Regions from separate parts of the Homo sapiens genome. Here region 1 is linked to region 2. A link is a loop called in an ENCODE intact Hi-C map of the cell type or tissue named here. Cell type or tissue: K562. All regions are shown on one strand. Links, peaks and the distances in the headings refer to the core of each region. The heading gives the core; the rest is flanking DNA. Region 1 overlaps CMYA5 (cardiomyopathy associated 5). Region 2 overlaps CMYA5 (cardiomyopathy associated 5).

Evidence for each region. Peaks named below come from ENCODE experiments on the same cell type or tissue, not always from the same donor. Only the 100,000 strongest peaks of a DNase experiment are listed, where the experiment ranks them.
Region 1: a loop joins it to region 2, with 2.8 times the contacts of the local background. A loop is called at or near these places in 5 of 110 quality-filtered maps.

What each region holds. Positions count from the first base shown.
Region 1 is chr5:79,773,447-79,776,368 of GRCh38, forward strand. The region is part of intron 9 of CMYA5 (cardiomyopathy associated 5); the gene reads left to right. Among named protein-coding and RNA genes, the nearest start is that of CMYA5, 85 kb to the left of the region's middle. In K562, for the core only: a CTCF peak has its summit at 1,299 (motif pointing left); a DNase peak (open chromatin) is centred at 1,275.
Region 2 is chr5:79,693,484-79,696,405 of GRCh38, forward strand. The region is part of intron 1 of CMYA5 (cardiomyopathy associated 5); the gene reads left to right. Among named protein-coding and RNA genes, the nearest start is that of CMYA5, 5.1 kb to the left of the region's middle. In K562, for the core only: no CTCF peak of the experiment used is centred there; a DNase peak (open chromatin) is centred at 1,378.

The DNA.
Region 1 (2,922 bases), core at 288-2,787, 80 kb after region 2:
GGAAGGACTTTACAAGCTTATTTATCCATTGGTTATATAACCCTTACATAGGTTCTGGATTTCATGCAAAAACTCTATAGTACTAAACTAGCTCCAAAAATTGATCCAGAGGTCCCTGAGGGAAATTAGGGGGATCAAAGATTACTTCCATTTGTTGTGGTTTAGTTTAACTGAGCCTGGACCATAAATGGGGTATGAACGGGGAACTTATCTGTGTAGATACTCAATAAATGTCTGTTTCACGAATGAGTGAATGAATGAATGAATGAATGAATGAAGGGGATTAACCAATCTCTTTTTGTCCTTGCCCACTTCAAGCCATCTAACTGGCTGGATCTCCAGCAAACAAGATAGGGAGCAAGAGCTAAATGAGTTCACATTTCTTTTCCACCCCCAATCCCCGATAAAACAAGCAGGCTTCAAAGCTCTGGTATGGTGTAGGAAGACAAGTTGAAAGGAAATGAAAAACAAAAAGGCAAAAAAAGATGAGTAATATTAAATCACACGCACACATGGAGAGAGGGCATTGGTTGTCCTCTAGATTGGAGAATCTAATTTTGCTTGCCAGAATAGAAACACATCCATCTTCAGACCTGCAGTCCTTCCCCAGGTATAATGGCCTCTGGCGATTCCAATTTAAGACCAAAGGTGCTAGTTGAACTTTTATGGTGGGCGTTTGAATGGAATGAGCCTACTGTGCCCCCAAGTTACATGACGCAGTGTCTGAAATAGCTGAGCAACTGCCTCCATTCCATAATCCTCACAGAAAACATTTGCATATTTTTGCGTGTGGGCACCGAGGAGGCTCGGTCCCAGCAGTCGGCCCCTGTTGGGTTTGGGGTAGGCGGGAGTGACAATCCCCGGCTTGTGCGCGGGGGCTGAGGGAGCTCCTACTCACCTTCTTCCTGTTTTTCTTTGAATGCTCTCCTCAGGTTGGGTGGGCTCAAAACACTTTCAAAAATTTTCCACCGTTCTGCTGTTTCCTCAGCTGTTCTGTCTCTCCTGTGTGGAGAGAAGTCAGAAGAAGTGTGGGTGGAGGAGGGAAAACTGAGAGAAATATAGTACAGGGATTAGCTGTGTGGGCTGCAGCGAGAGAAGCCGTGTATTGAATGACAAATCTGTGAGAGTCAATACGCCAGAAAGTAGCTGGGAGTGAGTCTCCTGCTCCCTGGCTCTGGCTGAGGCTATGGGCTGGGGAGACACTCCCGGGGCCATCCTCCAGGGCAAGCATTTCCAGGGAGTTGGGCTCAGGGTGCTGGGCCTGTGAGCTCATATTCCTCCTTCTTCCAGCTTTTGGGGCCCCACCTGGTGGAGCAGGAACAGAATTGCCTGTCATAGGTGGGTGTTTTCAGCTGGGGACACCCACTGCTCTGTCTGTAGAATAAGGACAAATAAGGGTAAGTTTCCTAATGAACTTAGTGCAGAGTGAGGAATCCCAGCATTTTTCTTTTCTTTAAATCTTTCTTCCTCAGCCTTCAGATGGATAGGTGATGACTGACCAGTGGTCAACAGCAAGAGATTGGAGCTTCCTTGCACCCTGTGGCTAAAGGAGGCAGTCATTCCTGCTCCTTGCTTCTTCACAGGGTGACAGGAGGGTCACTGACACGATTGGGCCAAAGTTCTTATTGAGTAATTAAAAGCTAGTCACCAATCTGTATGTGAAATTGTTTTCCTGATCCAGTTGTCATATCCCTCTGTAGGGAGCCTTTGGGAGAGGGAGTTATGAGAAGATGATTCCCCATCGCATCCCCCAGTGTCTTCGCGTTTGGCTATTCCTAAATGAAATCTTTCTTCCCAAATGACCTTATTTGACTTTGATCACGTACAACACCTCCTAGTTGTACAGTAAAACCTCAGTCAATGGAAACCCAATCAGTTCCTTCACTTCTAACTTAGGCCTGTCAATTTCCAAAAGTATTCAGGTTGTCCACAATGAAAGACCCAGACATAGTAGAACCAGTAAAACAATCCTGTGAGAACAAGAGCCAAATAATGCAGGACTGAAGAGACTGAAAATGAAGAACTGAACCTCAATGGAACACAAAATTTAAATCTGAACTTACTGGCAGCTAAAGAGAAAACAGGAGAGAGGGGGAGACAGCAAGAGGAAAAAAAGAGATTACATAACTCATCTCTTTTTTTAAAAGGAAGCACATTTCACTAAGAGAGACAATTATATTTCTTGACATTCAGCTCTAAGATGAATTTTTCATGTAGATCTTTATATAAGGGCTATTGAACAAGATAATAGTGATTGCCTTTAAGAGCAGTTTTACAAAAGCTGCAAAAACGTTCTCTGTATAACCATTATTTTAAACAGGATCTGAAAGCATAATGTGAAGCCACCATTCTGGGCAGGCAGTTTTATGAGGATCTCAAGGAATTGTTTGCCTGTGTGACTGTGGAGGGGTAAAGGAGGGCCTAGAGAATCCAGAGGAATGAATGTTACTAAGCTCCTGGGATTCTCTGCCTGGAATATAAATGATACCATTCAGCCTTTGGAGGGTAACTATAGAGAAAACAAAAATCTAGAATCTTTCTGCTGGGACCTTTGGCTTATGCTGATTTTGCAAGAATGTTTAATTATAGGAAAGCCTAAGCCCCATGGTTGTCAGGATTCAGCCCCCATGTTACTTTTCTACAGTGTTGTGAACTAAGAGTGATGTTAGTTCACACCTGTAATCTCAGCACTTGGGGAGTCTGAGGTGGGAGAATCACTTGAGGCCAAGGAGTTCAAGACCAGCCTGGCCATTCAGCCCCCATGTTATTTTCCACACTATTATGAACTAAGAGTGAGACGCTTACCATCGAGTCTCATAATATCATCATTTATCAAAAGAAAAATAGTTCTGTTCAAAAATTTTTATTTACCAACTTTTTAAGAAGGAAAATCTTCTCAATCCTGATTTAACCAAGTGTTTC
Region 2 (2,922 bases), core at 262-2,761:
GTGTGCATCACCAGGCCTGGCTACTTTTTTGTATTTTTATAAGAGACAGGGTTTTGCCGTGTTGCCCAGGCTGGTCTTGAACTCCTTGGCCCAAGCAATCCATCTGCCTCCAGCCTCCCAAAATCCTGGGATTATAGGCATGAGCCACCGTGCCCGGTCAGCCACAGAATTTTTTGGAACAGAATTAGGAGTAGACCCCAGGTGTCTGGACTCCAATTTAATGTTCATTAATGTATTCATTTGGCAGATATTTATTGAACTCCTACAATGTGCCAGAGACTTCCTAGGCACAAGGAATACAGCTGTGAACAAAATGAATAAGGTCTCTGCCCTGCTAAAACTCACTCCAGTTTGGGGAGACAAATAAAACATATAGTATGTCAAGTGGTAAGAAATTATGAAGACAAATATAGCAGGATAAATGGGTGGGGTATATTTGGATGAGGTAGTGAAGAAAGCCTCTCTGATGAGGTGACATTTGAGCAGATACTGAAGGAATGAGTTTCTAGGCAAAGGGATGACCAGCTGCAAGGGCACTGAGGGAGGGATATGTGTCTTATTTGAGGAACGCAAGTTGGTCAGGATGCTGGAACAGAGTAAGGTAATGGGGCGAGTGGTCAGAGTCAAAGCTAAGAGATAGTTGGGTTGCAGATCATGTAGGGCTTTGTAGCCCATGGTAAGGACTATGAATTTTATTCTGAGTAAAATTGGAAGCTATGTTGTGTCTACTATACCAGTCAGGATAAAAACAAACAAACAAAAAACAAGGAAAGCACAGTGATTGCAATATTCCTTTAAATAATAAGCACCTATACATTTGTATTTTCATTTGACTAATATTTATTTAACACTTACCATGTGCCAAACTCATGGTTTCCTGTATGGAGAGGAGACAGAAGTAAATAGGACTGTTACTTTTGTATTTCTCTTGCTGTAGACCAGTGAAAGCCAACTCTTTCAGCCTTTCCCACAGATCACTTAGAAACTTTTCAGCATTTTTATTTTCGGTCATTCTCTGTTGGTCAATTTTCATTTCTCTATTTAAGCACAGAGGATTTTTGCCACAGCAGTACCCAAAACTTAAAAATCACCTTCAATTGCAGCTTTGCCAGTGCTTCTATAAAACAGGTCTGTCTAAGCTGACAGAATTAAAATTATTAGTGACATTCACATTTAACTAGTCCTTGCAGGAATAAACCTTTTGGAAGGTGCAAGGAATTTGTAAATGGTTTTCATTATCAGTACAGAGCACTCTGTTTCCATATATCTATTTATATGGTGTCTCCCACAGATGTGCTTACCTAGGTGTTTTGACAAGTGTGTTATTTGAGCCAGCCTTCTTCTGAGGTCAGTGGAAAGAGCTCAGAATGGGAGGGGTTGACTGCTCAGGATGCCAGAGGCTGAGGGAGGATAGAAGATAACAGAGTCACTTGTAGCCAGAAACTGAAGAGCTATTTAAGTGTTGGCTGCATGGATATTTTATGTCCTTGGTAAGACTTTGACTCAACGAAGAGTTAAACTCAGCAAGAGTTGGAATTATTACTATTTTTTCTTTAGAAAGGCAAACTTACTAAAAAGTGTAGGACATACTGATAAAATTTTACACACAAAAAAGTCCATAGTCCCTGGATATTCTGAAAACAGGCTTAATGAAAACCTAATTTTTTTTAGTCATTAAACCAAATTCCCCTTCCTACCAACATGACTTAAGAGAATCAAGTACAAGAGACCAGTTGTGGCTGTACATGAAAATAACCTTTGATTTAGCCCAGCATTATCCTATAGAAATATAAGGTGAGCCACATATTTAATTTTAAATTTTCTAATAGCCACATTTTAAAAAGCAGAAAGAAACAAGTGACATGAATTTTAGTAATCACTTAACCCAATATCCAAAGTATTACCATTTCAACATGTAATCAGTGTAAAACTTATTAGAGATATCTTACATTATTTTGTACTAAGTCTCTGATGTTTTTTAAATACTTACAGCACACCTCAATTCATCCTGCCTAACCACATTTCGAGTGCTTCATAGCCACATGTAGCTAGTGGCTATCATACTGAACAATGCAGGTCTGATAATACCTAGAAATCTGTTAGCTTCATTGGAATCTAGAGAACTGCTGCATTGGTAATAAATTCTATATGCCAGGCCCTGTGCTGGATACCAGGGACACAAAGAGGATTGGATGACACAGTTGTTTTCCCTCAAGGAGCTCAGTCTGGTGAGTGGAAGCGGTTAATTTCAATGTAATATCATAAGCATTACACTAAGGATATTAATAGAGGAATATCCAAAGACATTCTTCCTAAAATGAGATTTAGAAAGATTCCTGTAGAGTGACACTGCAGTTGGGCAGAAAGATATTCCAGGCACAATATGTGGTTAGGTATTCCTTTAGTTCCTGGTTCCAGCTCTTGTGCTGCTGATTGCTGCTTTGTCTAAACTTTCTTGTTATTATCCAGAATCATCTCAGGATTTTTTAAGGTTGAGAATATTTGTTGATCGGATAAGTGAATGGTGCGAATAAATAAATGAATAAATGAGTGCCTGAGTAAAGGGCAAGCCTTCCAGACTTCTACAAGAAGCAAGTTTAGTTGGAATATTGAACTTGTTAGATCAGGTAAGATTTTTGTTGGTTGTTGACAGTTCATTTACCAGGGATTGACAATGCCCAGTGAATCTGGAAAGACAGTAGCTTGGAGGGAACAGTGATAAGTACTGAAGGATTGTTCAGTTAAGGTGTCTGCAGTCATCAGTGCCGCCTTCTGTGACTTGTCAGAAAGCCATCCCTAGACTGACCCTTCAGCCAGATCATAGACGGAAAAATAAGAATAGGCTTTGCTTTTTGCTCAGAAAATTTTTCTATTAAGACAACCAAAGTGGATTCAGTTCCAAAATTCTTCATCCTAATCTGA